Linked DNA regions of Mus musculus: region 2 is linked to region 1. Evidence: chromatin loops called from intact Hi-C (ENCODE). Cell type or tissue: left cerebral cortex. All regions are shown on one strand. Links, peaks and the distances in the headings refer to the core of each region. The heading gives the core; the rest is flanking DNA.

The links. A loop is a pair of places that touch in the nucleus more often than their neighbours do. Peaks named below come from ENCODE experiments on the same cell type or tissue, not always from the same donor. Only the 100,000 strongest peaks of a DNase experiment are listed, where the experiment ranks them.
Region 2: it touches region 1 in a loop (10-fold over the local background); 3 of 42 quality-filtered maps call a loop at or near these places.

The regions. Positions count from the first base shown.
Region 1 is chr11:70,331,442-70,339,298 of GRCm38, reverse strand. No RefSeq gene overlaps it. Among named protein-coding and RNA genes, the nearest start is that of Alox12e, 13 kb to the right of the region's middle. In left cerebral cortex, for the core only: a CTCF peak has its summit at 4,614 (motif pointing right); a DNase peak (open chromatin) is centred at 4,620.
Region 2 is chr11:70,226,863-70,234,719 of GRCm38, reverse strand. Bcl6b (B cell CLL/lymphoma 6, member B) reads left to right here and starts at 4,922. Exons shown (of 9, transcript NM_007528.3): 1 at 4,922-5,010; 2 at 5,549-5,739; 3 at 6,011-6,232; 4 at 6,339-6,686; 5 at 6,969-7,093; 6 at 7,647-7,811. The coding sequence starts at 5,561. It overlaps Mir497b (microRNA 497b), which reads left to right; the gene lies at 1-28. Mir497 (microRNA 497) reads right to left here and starts at 3; the gene lies at 1-3. In left cerebral cortex, for the core only: a CTCF peak has its summit at 4,102 (motif pointing left); DNase peaks (open chromatin) are centred at 1,577, 1,929, 4,090 and 5,667; H3K4me3 peaks cover 2,711 bases; H3K27ac peaks cover 3,085 bases.

The DNA.
Region 1 (7,857 bases), core at 1,544-6,543:
GGAAGCCAGCCTAGTCCCCAGGCACTGCTGGCAGGAGGACAAAATGGCGGTCTTTTTTTATTTTTTATTTATTTTTTAAGGCTAGTCGTATTGATGAAGATTGAACATTGCATGGCGCGATGTCTCACTGCTAATTAGGAATGCACAATACATTTATGTATTTCCTGGGAGACATACACGTGGAGGGTCCCCCAGCTACTGAGATGGCAGTCAGTAGCATCAGTCCGTGGTGTGCTTGATGAAGAGAATACTCTGCAGTCATGAGGGCGGGAGGGCAATTACAGGTAACAGCGCAAATCAGCTCTACATAGTCGTGTTCCGTGAAAGAGACCAGGTGCAGAAGCACGCCGTGCTGTGATTCTACTTATGAATGGTGCAAACAGGGCACGGAGAATGCGTGATGTCGATAGTCAAAACAGATCATGTCTCGGTGTGACGGGACACTGTCACAAGCAAGGCCTCTTGGGACACTGGCTACTTTGCTTTTTAAAGTCTAGGTGCAGACTGAATGGGTGCGTTCAGTTCGGGAAAGCCATTAAGTTGTACAGTATTGAACGAGTACTATGTATCTAACTTATACTTCAAGAAACAAAAACTAGGGCTGGAGAGATGGCTCAGTGGTTAAGAGCACTGACTGCTCTTCCAGAGGTCCTGAGTTCAAATCCCAGCAACCACACGGTGGCTCACAACCACCCATAATGAGATCTGATGCCCTCTTCTAGTGTGTCTGAAGACAGCTATAGTATTCTCATATACATAAAAAAAAAATCAGTAAATAAATCTTAAAAGAATGGTTGACAAAAAGATCTTCTTAAAAAAAAGAAACAAAAACTAATTTTCATTTTCATTAGTAATTTCATTTTGGGAGTAAAAGGGTTGTATTAATGTCTGTATTCATCTGTTTTCTGTGGCTGTGGTGGAATACACGAGGCTGAATACTTTATATGTAAGGAGGTTTGTGAAGGTCATTGCTTTGGTGAGGGCCTCATGGTAAGTCATAAGAATTGGGGAAGTGGGGGAGGTCACATGGTGGGGCAGGAACCAGAGCGTGGGAAGGGGCCAGAAAGAAGACCAGGTATGATACTTTACCAACCCAGCATCTCCTAACATTGCCACCTTGAGGACCAAACCTTCTACCCATGACCTCCTGGGAGCACAGACCATATCCAAGCCATAACGATGAAATTAAGGAAAAGACCCATTTGTAAAATCATCATCAAGAAAAAAAAATCAATTTATACTTAAGAGGAGATTCTATTTTTGTTGTTGTTGTTGTTGTTATGTATGTGTGTGTGTGTGTGTGTGTGTGTGTGTGTAAGAGAGAGAGAGAGAGAGAGAGAGAGAGAGAGAGAGAGAGAGAGAGAGACCCTCATGTACGCTAATGTTTGCAGAAGCCGTGGGTCCCCTAGAGCTGGAGTTGCAGGTGGTGTCAGCTACCTGCTGTGGGTGCTGGAATATGAACTCAGGTCCTCTGGAAGGGTAGCGAGTACTCTCCATCACTGAGCCATCTGCCCTGCCCAGGCGATGCTATTTTAAAACTTTCACTAAAAATAATTTGTTTTGGGGGCAGTGAGATGGTTCAGCAGGGCAGCCCTGCCAAGCCTGAGTGGAGCCCACATGGTGGAAGGTGAGAACTGGCTCACACACGGTGTCTTATCTCCACACAGACTCGCTGGTACCTGCACATGTGTTCTCCCTCCCCTCCCCACTCCTCTTCACCCTTCACTCCCTCCCCCCCTCACAAACACACACACACACACACACACACACACACACACACACACAGAGTTTAAAATTACCTTTTTGTCTGTGTTTGTGTGTGGAATGTGTATGCTTGCATGTGTGTGTGTGTGTGTGTGTGTGTGTGTGTGTGTGTGTGTGTGTGCGCGCGCGCGTGCGTGTGCGCACACATGCCTGTGAAGGCAGAGGCTGATGTTGGGAGTTTTTCTCTATTGTTTTCCATCTTATCCATGGAACCCAGAGCTTGCTGATTCACCTCGTCTGACCAACTAGTTTGCTTAAGGGACCCCCATCATCTCCCCCCCCCATCTGCCTTTTGAGCGCTAGAATTACAGGTGGGCAGCCACACACATCCAGCTTTTATGTGGGTTCTGGGGATCTGAACTCTGGTCTGAGAGCACTCATGGCCTTATCTGCTGTGCCCTAAAAAGATTGTGTCTCAACATGAGAACATTTTTCGAGATAAGATCTTGTGTATCCCAGGCTAGTCTCAACTCATGATGCAATTGAAGATGACTCTGAACTCTTCTCACCTCCTGAATGCTGGAATTATACATGTGTGTGCCATGCTGGCCTTGGGGGAACATATATCTCATAGGCCAGGGTCTTAGTTTCTTTTCTTGTTGCTGTGTTAAATGCTCTGATAAAAGCAACTTAAGGAAGGAAGGGTTTAGCTCACAGTTTAAGGTCCAGTTCATGGTTAGGGAGGAAAGACAGCAGAAGCTTGGAGCAGTTGGTCACATTATGTCTGCAGTTAGGAAGAAGACAGCCATGAGTAAATGTGCTCTGTGCACTCTCTCCATTTATACAGTGCAGAGTCCCAGCCCAGGGAATGGTGCCCCCACAGTGGGCGGATCTTTCCACCTCATCTCAGCCAATCGCAGGGTTTCATACACAGAAAGCCTCTCCTGGGTAATACTAGATCTCATCAAGTTGGCTACTGAAATTAACCCTCACAGTCAGGCTTCTCAACCTTTTCCCTAATAGGGAACAGTAAACAGCTACAAAGAATCAGCCTTTGAGCAGAAAGTAACTTTCCTTGAAGTTATCTGAGAAGAGCTGTTCTACATTCCGATGCTGGCTTTCGTCTAAAGTATGGGACAAGTTTCCGGCATCCTGTGAGGAGCAGGGAGATTTGACTGCAGTTTGGCCGAGCCAATAATGATTCACAACAGCTAAGAGATGGAGTCACCGTACCAGGCTTAAGAAGAGCAGTATCTTTCCACTGAGGAAAGTGGATGGCACTGGGGACATCGCATTGGCTCCCTAAGACACCACACATTCCCTCTCACATTGGGTGCTAAGCATTGACCTAGGGAGGGCGATGGGTGGAGGACTAAGCAGAGGTTGAATAGCGAGTGCTGAAACAGAAGGATCATAGCAAGAATAAATGCTAGTCCTCCCCAACACCATGGGAGGACTAACCCACAGTGGCTTATTATACATTTTATAAATAATTAGAAGAGAAGCACTTGGGGGTGTGAACAGAAGGTAACAATGAGCTTAAGGAGATGTGAATGCTAACTACCTTGATTTGATCATTACACATTTCATACATATATCATATTATTGGAGTAAACCACTTTAGCATATGTGACCAAAGAAGTAAGTAGTTAAGCATAAAATGTTTAGCTCCGATTGCTGGGTGAACACAAACAGCTCATGGTTTAAGATTTACAAGACAAAGAATAGGAGTGTGGAGGGTCTGTGTCGGGCTTTGTCTCACTGAACAAGTTTTATCTAAGTCATAGGGAGGAGTGGTCCTTTGCAGCCAGCCCGTTCCTGAATACAGAATGGATGGGAGACAGTTCTTTAACTAGCATGTTCTCCCGGATCACAGGGGTAGAGGAAAGTTCAACGTGGTCATACTGCCCCCATTTTAAGATGAACGAATACTGTTTGTCATCAGATAATGCAGAGGCAACTGTGAACCTCTTGAAGGGGAGAGGAGGGGCCTGAGAAATTGTCTCGTCGGGTTGACATTCCTGGAGAACTAATTGCCCGTCCTGTTAAGCTTGCTGTCAGATTGATACCTGTAGGAAGATACTGGAAAAGAACTTATTAAGAGGGTTGCCTGGAAAAACAAAGAATAATGAATAGAGGCTGGAGACAAATTAGTGGATCTCAGGAAATGGGGACTGGAGCACCCCCAGAACAGAGGACTGGGGGTGTGGGGCATTCATACCATCCCATGGTGGTGAATAGCAATGGCAATCTGACAGATTTCTCAATTTGGGATCTTAATTTTATGACCTAAACATTTTAAAATACATTTTAAAATTTTATGCATGAGTGTTTTACTTGCTTCTCTGTATGTGCACCACATACATGCCTGGTGCCTAGGAGGGTTAGGAGAGAGAGTTGTATTCCCTGGAACTGGAGTTATAGATGGCTGTGAGCTGCCATGTGGGTCCTGGAAACTGGACTTAGAGCCTCTCAAAAGCAACAAGTCCTCTTAACCTCTGAGCCATCTCTCCAGCCTCCTGAATTTTATTATAACGGCACAGACATTAGCAGACGGCTCAAAAGAAGCTTTCTTTTATGACTGTGAGTGCCCCCGAGAGAAGCAAGAATCGTAATTGATGCAGATGGCTGGGGAAGGCTATGTTGTTGGAGTTATTTTATTTATTATTTTATTATGTGTATGGAGGTTTTGCCCGTGTGTATGTCTCCAAACCATATGAGTGTCTGGTGCCTGTAGAGGCCAGAGAGACCTGTCAGACAGCCTAGAACTGGAATTACAAACAATTGTAGGTGGCCATGTGGGTGCTGGAAACGAAACTTGGTTCCTCTGGAAGAGCAGCCAGTGCTCTTAGCCCCTGTTGCAGGAGTCTTGGTAGGATATACAAAGTATGGACGAGCCTGTGAGGTTCCTGAGTATCCCACATGGGGGCAGCATTGAGCTGGAAAGCGAACAGTCCATAGCTGTGTTTAAGCCCTTAAATTTAGTCTTAGTTATCTGGGCTTTATTTTGTTCTATCCTATAAAAAGATTATTAGTAAGACTATCAGAGAGACACAGTGTTATGTAAATCAAAGAAACAGGCACGTTTAAAATTGCATTCTTGGACATGAGTATTTCAAGAATTCGAGGGTAGAGCGGGGCAGTGGTGGCTCACGCCTTTAATACCAGCACTTGTGAGGCAGAGGCAGGCGGATTTCTGTAGTCTGAGGCCAGCCTGGTCTACAGAGTGAGTTCCAGGACAGCCCGGGCTATACAGAGAAACCTTATCCTGAAAAAAAAAAAAAAAAAAAAAAAAAAAGAAAAAAAAGAAAAAAAAGAATGCGAGGGTGGAAGTGCCTGTCTCCAGTGTCAGGTGCTTGCTTATATAGGCGAGTGAATGGACACTTCAGAACCCTGCGTGGAGTACACATCCTCCAAATAGATTGCTTCTGAAAGACCCTTAAAAGAGCCCCTCACTCAGGCCTCGGGATAATAGATGACCCCCAAGAACTCACAAGAGACCAAGCTTGATGCAAACCACATGAGGCTTTATTCGGGGAAAGCCAGAGCTCTGGGGACAACTCATATCCCACGCAGGGGTAGAGGAGTCACATTTTTTAATAGGCCCTCAGTGGGGAAAGGAGAAGGGGGGTAGTAGGGGATTTTCAGATCTAAACAATGTAAAATGATTGATTTCTCAGGAAATGGGTATGGGAGGGAAACAAGGAAAGAGTCTAATGCAGGTGCAGTAACTCTGGATTGGCCCCAGCTGTGGTTGCTGGGGAGATTTTCTGACTCTATCTTAGCAACCAATATCACAAACACCTGGCAGTGAGGTGCAGCAGTGGGCACATACCTGGGTTCAAGGAACAGTCAGAACATTGGCAGACACATGGGTTCAATGAGCGGCCAGAGCATTGTGCACCTCTATTTTTCTAAATCAGTGAAGCTACTTCTACTAACAATGAAATCTATTTTGCCAATTTCAGGGCTTCTGTGACCTTTCATATTTTCTCAGGATCTTTCACTTTCTGTTGCTGTGATAAAACTCGGACCGAAACCAACTTGGGGAGGAAAGTTTGTTTTAGATTGTTGTTTACAGTCCCTTCGGTTACCAGGAACTGAAGCGGAGCTCAAGGAAGAATGCGGCTTTATTGTTTTGCTCTGGGACTAACACTCGACTACCTTTCTCATCAGCCCTGACCCACCTGCCTGTTTGTCACCGCTCACTCACAGTGGACTGGGCCCTCCTGCATCAATTATCAATTAAAAACCATGTCCAAAGCCAATCGGATGGAAGCAAGTCTCAACGGAGGCTCCCTTTACCTAGTAAGTTAGTTCTCATAGGAGGTAAGGTTAGGGATAAACTATGCAAAAGAATTCGATACCTTTTGGGGTTGGGAATAGATAGATGGAGGAGTTACCATAGGGGTAGCTTGACCAGAGAAGGATGAAGAGATAGCACACGCAGAGAGTCATGGGAGGCTGCTGCAATGGGGAGAGTGAAATTGACACAAACGTGTTGTGGGCTGGGAGGACGAATCCGTGGCAGAGTGTGTGCTGCCTGGTGTGCTCCAGAGCCTCGGTCCTAACACCAGCACTGCTACGTGGGGCTACAGCTATATCATCTACATTTATATCATCTATTACTATACTATCTAAACTATCTAAGTCATCTATATCTACACATATGTATGTATGTGTGTGTGTGTCTTTATATATAGAGAGAGAGTAAGAGAGGGGGAACTGTTGGAGGGTATAGAAAGGGACAGTGTAGAAAAGAGCTGGGGGGAGGGTGAAAAACAGATGAGGAAATGCTCTGGCGGGGGGGTTAGGGCATAGTAAGGAGTGTGAACGAACTTAATTGAGGTTTCTACTTATGTTATACATGGACTTCACACCTTCTGTTGATATCCCTTATAGGGATACCGTGGTCTAACATGGGAGTCGGGGGTGGGGTGGGGCAGTCTGCAGGCTCATCAGGGCTGGGACAAAAGCTCCAATAGACCATGGAGGATTGGGATCCCTAATAATTTTTCCTTTTTTTTTCTTCTTCAAATTTTAGTTTTTTAAAATAAATTATTTTTATTATTTTTAAAAATTCTTCTCTCATATATTACATCCTGACTGCAGTTTCCCCTCTGTCCACTCCTCCCAGTCCCCTGCCCTCCATTCTTTTCTAGAACCACTCCTCTGATTCTCTTCAAAAAACAAAAGCAAAAGCAAACAAAAAACCAAAACCAAAACAAAACAAAAAACCTCAAGCAGGCCTCCCAGGGATAGAAATTAACCATGGTATAACAAGTTACAAGAGGACTAGGCATGAACCCTCATGCCCTGTGTAGGTCTGAGCTAGGTGCCCTCCAGATTTTAGTTTTGTTTATTGGCTTGCTCTGCCAGAGGTGCTGCCGCCTCTCGTCGCCCAGGGTGGGAGTTCCGAAAGAAGAGGTGAAGGATGATGTAAGGGCTGAGGTTTCGGTCAGTGATGGCTGAAGGACAGACTCAGCTTTCCTTCCGGATAGAAATGGTTTTGTGAAGACTGAATTTGGCAAAGGAACTAAAACGGCCAAGTGGCCCTCGCAGTGTCTCAGTGGTTTGGGAACTTTGAGTGGATGAAGCAGTTGTATCATTTCCGTCTGGCCTTTGCGTCTTCAAGGGCTTTGAGATCTTTACATTTCCTCAGTGAGGGCATCAGCTGGTAAGGTGAGTACACTTAATTTCTAGTCCATTGCCCTGGGATTAGAACAGATAATTGCTGAGGTCATATGTTAACTAATGACTTTCTTCTAGCCTGGGATCTTACTTATTGGCCTTTATTTCTAGTAGCCAGAGCTTGTTTAAGGAATCAGGTGTTGAGGGACTGGAGAGATAGTTCAGAATTTAAGACCACTTACTTCGAATTCACTGTGGCTTGGCCAGCAAACACCTGCAACTCCATTCCGAAGGACCCAGAGCCTCCTCTGGGCTCTGAGAGCTCACAGCGGACACTACACACACATACACACACACACTGACACAATAAACACATACACACACACACACAAACACACAGACACAGAAACACACAGAGATATACACAAACACACATATAGACATAAGCACGCACACACAGACATACACATTTATGCACACACAGAGATACAAACATACACACACACAGAGAGACATAAACAC
Region 2 (7,857 bases), core at 1,152-6,151, 100 kb after region 1:
AGGACTGGGGTGGGTCGAGAGGAAGACAGCACAGGCAGTGCCGTGAAGACCCCCACCTAGAGTGAGACAGAGGTGTGAATGGCAAACATGGCCCCCCAAAAAAGCTGGGGGGGGGGAACAATCAGGAACCAGCAAAAGTAGTTTAGCAGGCAAAGGATAGGGCCCTGGCAGATGAGTCCAATGTGATAAGCTTGGAGCATTCTTCACCTCTGTAGGAATTCAGCTCTGGGGATCCTTAGGAAACGGGATGACTGGGGAAGACCAACAAACTGCCTCCCACAAAGGCAGGGACCTAAGGTTTCCTGTGTCCATTCCTCCCTCCCTAGGTCAGAACCCAAGAGAAATGCTGGAAGACACAGGGCCAAGGACAGCAGGGTTGGGAGTTGGCAGTCCAGAGGTGGTGGGGCTGGAACACGGTTGAGAGAGGGGGGCCGGAAGTCGCCCTGGGCCCTGGGCCTGCCACAAGATGGAGGCCAAAGGCAGGAAATGGAGGCCAGGGAGAAAGGGATGCAGCAGAGCCCAGGAAGAGGCTCATCTGGACCAGAGGGCAAAGTATTCAACCCCAAGTGCTGCTTCCATTCCCCATGGTCCCCCAAGACCCACGCCCCACCCACACAGCAACACTCATTAGCCCATTCACCAGGCCCAGGCAAGCAGGCCCACCCCTGAGAGCCACGTTTAAGCAAAGACAAACATGCCTTTTCCCCACCCCCAACCCTAGGCCTTCCCATAGCCCTTTCCTCCTGTCCAAGACTTGATTTTAAAAAGAACCTCCCAGAAGGCAAAAGTTTCTTCTGGAAATTTCAAAACAAAACAAAACTCTGTAAACCCTAGATATTAACCTCCCATATCTCATCCCACCTTTTAGCACCACCAGGCTTCCGACACACCCCCCCAAAACTCTTAGCAATCAAAAGATTTAAGATGGTGTGTGAAGCAATCTTTTTAGGCCCCCCTAGTATGCCAGACCCTCTCCAAGACTACCAGATCACCTATATCAAGCCCTGCCAACGCCTCCTGCTCCTTGCACCCTCCTGGACCCCCAGAAACAACTGCTGTCCCCCAGCTCCCATCCCAGCAAAGCTTTTGTGGGGCTAAAAAAAAAAAAAAGCAAACACTGTCCTAATGTCTGTAGGAATATTGGGGGCTCTCAAGTCTCAAGCTTTGGTTTCAGTATGAGGTGCTACGTCTTAGGGGTACAAGAGAAAGCTTCTCTGGTCATCCCCCCAATTTCAAGAGTTACAAGGCGCAACCCCACCCCAGCACGCACCTCCAAACCTCCCCCCCAACCGCCACGTCTCTCCTGAAAACAGGGGACACTTTCCTCCCCACTTACCTCAGCTACTCTCCCCTGAGATCCTGGTCCCCTATTTTGAAAGGAGCAAATTTTGGGGTGCATCCCTCACATTTGGGGTGCAGGAGAAAAGAGACGCCCCAGTCGCATCGCTGGCCTCCTTCCTCTCAGCTGGCTCAAGGACTGGGGAGTGCCCTGGGGTGGGGGACCCCCACAAGAGAGCTCTGGAGGGGTTCCTCCACTCCCAGTCAGAACTGGGGACACCCCCCCAAAACCCGTCCCAGCCCATCCGTCTCCAACTCGGCGGGAGAGGCAGCTGCATTGCCCCAGTCAGATTCCCCCAACACTACATTCCTCACCCCATCTAGAGGGATCCCGGGGCCCCCAAAAAATCCCAAAAAAATCTAGGATGTTGGGAAGATGGTCCTGAACTAGCTACCCAAATTTGGGGTCCTTAGATACCCCCGTTTTTTCAGGAAAATTCTGTCTTTCTCCTGCCTCCCGCCAGCCCTGCTCTGTCCCGATGCCAATTTTGGAAGTCACTCCCTCCTTCCTCCTCCCCGTTTCTCCAGGCCCCCCCGCTTGGGGGCTAGGGTCCAGGACACCTGGTTTCCAGACCGGGGGACACTCTTTAGAAGGCTAGGGGCCAAGAGGTCAAGCTCATTGCCCCTGTCTCAAGGAAGCAGGAAAGCCCGATCCTCCCCTCCCCTCCCCTCCCCCCTGGCTGGTCTCGGTGGTGGTTTAGGAAAGCCTGGAGGACTGGAATCTGCCATTGCTATTGCACAGGCAGTTTTTTTTTCCTTGAGTTGGGGGGGTGGGCGGTGGGAGGGAGAGAGGGGAGGAGAGCCGAAGAGAGCAGGGACCTAGGCGGGAATATCTGGCCTGGCTTACCCTCTAGCCCCTGCTGCCGTTGGAAACCCCTCCCCCGCCTCTCAGTTCACCCTCATTCCCAATCCTCTGTCTGCTTTCTCTTTGGGGCTCTTATCTTAAAATATCAGGGTGCAAGATTCACCCCCCCCTTGTAGACCATCACAGCCTTTCCTTGCCAGTTTCAGCAGCACTGTTAGTCAGAAAGTACCCACTTTAACAAGAGACACCCCATCTCCTCCAAACGGATTTTTTCTTCCATAAGAAATCGGGGTTCAGAGTATGAAGCCACCTTTCCCCCCTTAGCACAACAGGTCATATTCCAGTGAGTCTATGATGGACCACACTGCTTTTTCCAGGCTTCACCCTTCAAATTCTGGCCTTATTTGGGGGTTCACTAATTTTTTTTACAATCTGGGGTGCCAGGGGACTATCAGCAAAAGATAACCTAAGTCAGAAGTGTGCTTTAGAATAGGTGAACCTCCAAATCAATTTCAATTTATGACCCACCTCTCAGCTTCACCAAATGTGGCCAGTGGCAAAACACCCAGAAACTGGATACCCCCCAAACTATCCTTCTACCCTGGGGGGGCTTCTCAATTCTCTCCTGTGGAGGAGTTTCACACATAAACATGTTCACAGGAATATCCAACCCTCAAAATGAGTTTCCACAAGATTCAAATACAAAACTTTGCCCCCCCATCAATCAAGCTCTCAGCTACAGAAAGCCTTCAGATCCTCTCCTAGCTTCTGGCTCTGCCACCAACTCAATGTAACTGGGCTCTCTAAAAAGCCCCAAGTTGACCTTTATGTCCCCAAACAATCTCATCCAAACCTTGAAACAGCACTTGGAAAGAGACTATGTCCCCCAAATTAGTTGCGTACTCATGCTCCCCCAGTAGACCAGAAATTAGAGATGGACAGTCTCACATGGGAGCATCAAATCCCTCCAAACCCCCGAACTAAGACATCTTTAAAACCAGCCCCGCACCTCCAATTTGCTATCAGCTGTCGAGACTAAAAACAGGCCTTATTGACTACAATAACTTCTATGGCAAGTGACACCCCAAAACTCAGAATAGCTAACTCTGTCCTGACATCAAAGCCCTTAATGTTTTCACCTCAAATTTGGAGATGAAAATTGGATAGAGACCAAATAATCTTCACAAAGTAAAGCCACATCGTCATCCAGGGTCCCTAGCTATCCCCAACCCCCAGTTGGTTTGCAGTTTTGTTTGCTACGTTTGCTTAAAAAAAAAAAAAATCAAAACCAATAAAACAAACAAAATGTACTCCACCCCCAAGAACAGAAGGGAGAGGCCTCAGGCCTAGATATGCTGGTCCATTCTTGCACAACTGCTATGCTCCAAACCCCAAACTCAAAGAGCTCCTGCTTTGTACCTGGGTTCAGCTCTGCCCCTCTTCTTCAAAGGAAACTTGTCCTTCTATCCCAAGGCTCCCCAAACAAAATCTAAGGGTGTGGTCCCTGCCTAGCTTCTGAATGAAGTACTTAGCTACCAGGTTCCTCCTGCCCTTTCTCCTCTGTCCTCTCTGTTTACTCCGACCAATGCTCATATTAATGTTCATTGAAAATTCCTGTCTACAAACATCTGGGTAGAAGGGTCTATCAAATTAGAAAACAAAACAACTGTGTTCCCAGGCTCAAGACCCCATCTCATCCTAACCACTATGTTCATTCCAAAGCCTTCCATAAGAGTTCTAGCCTGAATTTCCTGCGGAGACCCTAACTCTTCTGTCTTCGATCTACTGCCCCACAAAGAGACAGAGGTGCAGAGGAAACTATCAGAAAGAGAAGGCAGCTGAAAGTTTCCTGTAGCCTGGACCGAATGCATCCAGCTCACTGGTCTGAGCACATCACCAGCCAGGAGACCTAGGGGCGAAGCGAGGCTGGTGCTCGACCGCCCTCTCGTGGAAGGATGCAGACATTGCCGAGCTTTGCCTACTTGCCGCGCTGGACCCCGGCGTCCCGCCAGACTCTAAGCGCAGCCGACGGGCGGGTGCTCGAAGCCCTAGTAAGCTAGGACTGATGGAGAGCGTCAGGGCTTTAGGCGGGAGTCTGTATCTCTGGATCCCTATAAGGGTTGAGAAGAGAGTCGAGAGTAGGAGGCCGGACGCCTAGGTCTCCCGAGCGTCTCTCGGTCCCCACCCGGGGTTTTCCCCACCTCCTCGAGGGGAAGCAGCTGCAGGAGCCGTCCGGTCTCAGGACAATGGAAGGAAACGAACTAGAAATCATATCCGCCCTCTCCTTACCCCGCCTGGTCAGAGCTCCACCTCCCCCTTTTCTGGACCTTGCCTGTCAATCACTCCTCCTTCTCCCACTATCTGAGATCCACTGGAGTCCACTAATGCCTCCCCAAACCCGATACCACTTGGACTGTCTATTTTCTTCCTGAGTCCAATACATTAGAAAGAGGAGTTTTAGGATATTTCCTTTCTCCCTCAACTGGCTGTTGGCACACGCCTCCAAAACCCAACACTCCAATACTCGCTGTCCCAGCTCCTTCGACGACATAAGCCTCCCATATTACCACCCTCCGCACCACTAACCTCCCCAATTCTAATATCCTCATCCTCGGGTGCTTATTTAATGAACCAAAGCCATCCACGATACGACCACCCCGAGATTCTGAGATACAGTTTGAAACGGAGACCCCGCCCCGGGCTCACCATCTGGAGAGCCTCAGAGGAAGGAAGGATACAGACTCACGGGTTCACCCCACCTCCACCCCCGCCCCCGCCATCCCGGCTGAATAAAGGAGCAGAGACCGAAAGAGGAGAGAGACCCCGCCCCCCTCGAGAAGAGAAGCCGCAGCCCCTGCGGGACAGGGGTAAGAACCAAACCCTGAGGGTATCAGATTTCTGAGTCTCCAAAGAGGGCTTGGGGTTAGTTGATAGTAATAAGACCTGAACCCCAGGAACTGTGCTAAGAAGAGATGGAAAGTATTGGGTCTAGCGATAGGAGTCGCGTAGATGGGTGTGGGCTGCAGATCATATTTGGTCCCCCAGGTAAAGTCTGGTACCTGTGACCCAGGCGCCCGGGGAGCAGAGGAAAGGAAGGTAGTGGATGAGGTAACTAGAGTCGAACCAACGCACGGCGCGCGGGAGTGCGGGATTCCTCACGCTCGCCCTCCAAGCGGTGGAACGAGAGTTTCTAACTTGCTCCAAGATCTCCGCGATCCAGCAAAGGGAAGGAAGGAAGCAACCGTTTAGGGCAGAATGAACGAGAGGAATTAAGTGGTGATGCTGAGTCCGCTATCTGATGGCGTTGGTTGGCTCTAGGGGTATCCCAGGTAGAAAACATCAGAGAAGAAAGGAATCTGTTTTAGTAATGCCTAGATCCTCTAACTTTTTCGGTGGCTGTCGCAGGCTTAGGTCGCTATGGGTTCCACAGCGGCCCCAGAGGGAGCTCTGGGCTACGTCCGAGAGTTCACCCGCCACTCCTCCGACGTGCTTAGCAATCTGAATGAGCTGCGCCTGCGCGGGATCCTCACTGACGTCACGCTGCTGGTTGGCGGGCAACCCCTAAGAGCGCACAAGGCAGTTCTTATCGCTTGCAGGTTCGAGGGGGTAGGGCACCTGGGGACTAACTGGGGAAAAAACAGAGTAACATGGCTGTTGAGAGGTAATCCAAAGCATGAGGGAAGCTGGGAATAATGGTCCACACCGGCAATCCCAGAACTGGAGAGTAAGAAGGGGGGAGGAAGGAAGAAGGGAGGGGGAAGCTTGGGAGAGCATCCAAAAATTGAGGCAGCAGTGCTAGTGGGGAGGCAAGACTCTCCTTTGGTCTCCCGGCTCCTAACATGACCAACCCATCTGCCCTCTCTCCAGTGGCTTCTTCTATTCAATTTTCCGGGGCCGAGCGGGACTCGGGGTGGATGTACTCTCTCTGCCGGGGGGGCCAGAAGCCAGAGGCTTTGCTCCTCTTCTGGACTTCATGTATACTTCAAGGCTTCGCCTCTCTCCAGCCACTGCCCCAGCTGTCCTCGCAGCTGCCACCTATTTGCAGATGGAACACGTAGTCCAGGCGTGTCACCGTTTCATCCAAGCCAGGTAAAGGAACCATGGATTTGTATTCTCCCTAGCAGAACTAGTGCCGGGAATAAGGGCAAAGGCAACGACTAGGAGACGGTGTTAATGATCATCCTACTTTTTCTAGCTATGAACCTCTAGGCATCTCCTTGCGACCTGTGGAGGTAGAACCCCCAAGACCCCCAACAGTCGCTCCACCAGGCAGTCCCAGGCGCTCAGAAGGACACCCAGACCCACCTACTGAGTCTCGAAGCTGCAGTCAAGGTTCCCCAAGTCCAGCCAGCCCAGACCCCAAGGCCTGCAACTGGAAAAAATACAAATTTATTGTGCTAAATTCTCAGACCTCACAAGCAGGAAGCCTGGTTGGGGAGAGTTCAGGTCAACCTTGTCCCCAGGCCAGGCTCCCTAGTGGAGATGAAGCCTGTAGCAGCAGCAGCAGCAGTGAAGAAGGAACCACGCCTGGTCTCCAAAGCAGGTATAGAATCTATAACTCCCAAGAGTTTTAGAGTCTGGTCCACTCTAGGAGGCAGAGCCATTGAGTAGGCCATTGTGGCACCCTCTGAACCAGGTTTCAGGGATACTAACCCAGCTTAGGGAGTTGGCCAAAGGCCAAAGGTGGGACTTAATGATCAATATTGGCTCACTTCCAGAAGACAGGCCTTGAAGTCTGTATATTCCAGAAAAGGGGCAGGGCGGGGGGAGCCAGTGCCCCACCCCCAATCCCTAACCTTTTCTATGGCTCTTAACTTCTGCCTAGACTATCTCTAGCTACTACCACTGCACGATTCAAGTGTGGAGCTCTAGCAAATAACTCCTACCTCTTCACACCCCGGGCTCAAGAGACTTCTCTGCCAGCTTCTAAGCAGGCTAATCCACCGCCAGGTAAGAGGCTTTCTCTTCTGGCTTCTCTCCTGTAGCTGATCCAGGTCGATTTGGACCAAAAAGACCTCAGAATAGACCTATTGAATAGTCCCAAACTTGACTGCATTGGACCCCCTCTGGGTAACGTTCACCCCAGCAGTCAGAATGTCTGAGGGTGAGGACCAATCATAAATATTTTTAAGCTCTCTATGTACTTCCAAAAAGCAGCACAGTTTGGGAATTTCTGGCCCACCCAATCCAAGACTGAACGATCTGCCCAGAGTTTGGCAGGGCCTCTCTGGCAAGCCAGAAGGAGGCAAGAAAGGAAAGAAACAGAAAGCTCCACCCACTCCACACACTGTCAGCACCATTGAAATTAGCAGCATGCTACTAAATCAGTCGTATCTTACTGACTGACTGGCCACGAACAAGCCAAGTGACCGCCAGTAGCCTCCACAATAATTTAGGGGTTAAAAGGGCCAGCAGACCCTACTAGTGTACTGTTGTAGATTTATGGGTACCTGGGGGGAGTCCTCAGTAAATAACTAAGATTGTCATTGTTCCCTACCCTTAGGAAGTGAGTTTTTCAGCTGCCAGAACTGTGAGGCTGTGGCTGGGTGCTCATCGGGGCTGGAGCTCTTAGCTCCAGGGGACGAGGACAAGCCCTATAAATGCCAGCTGTGCCGATCTGCCTTCCGTTATAAGGGCAACTTGGCTAGTCACCGCACGGTGCACACAGGTAGGAGGGGGTCTTGGTCTTCCTGACCACCGCTCCCGTAGGGCGA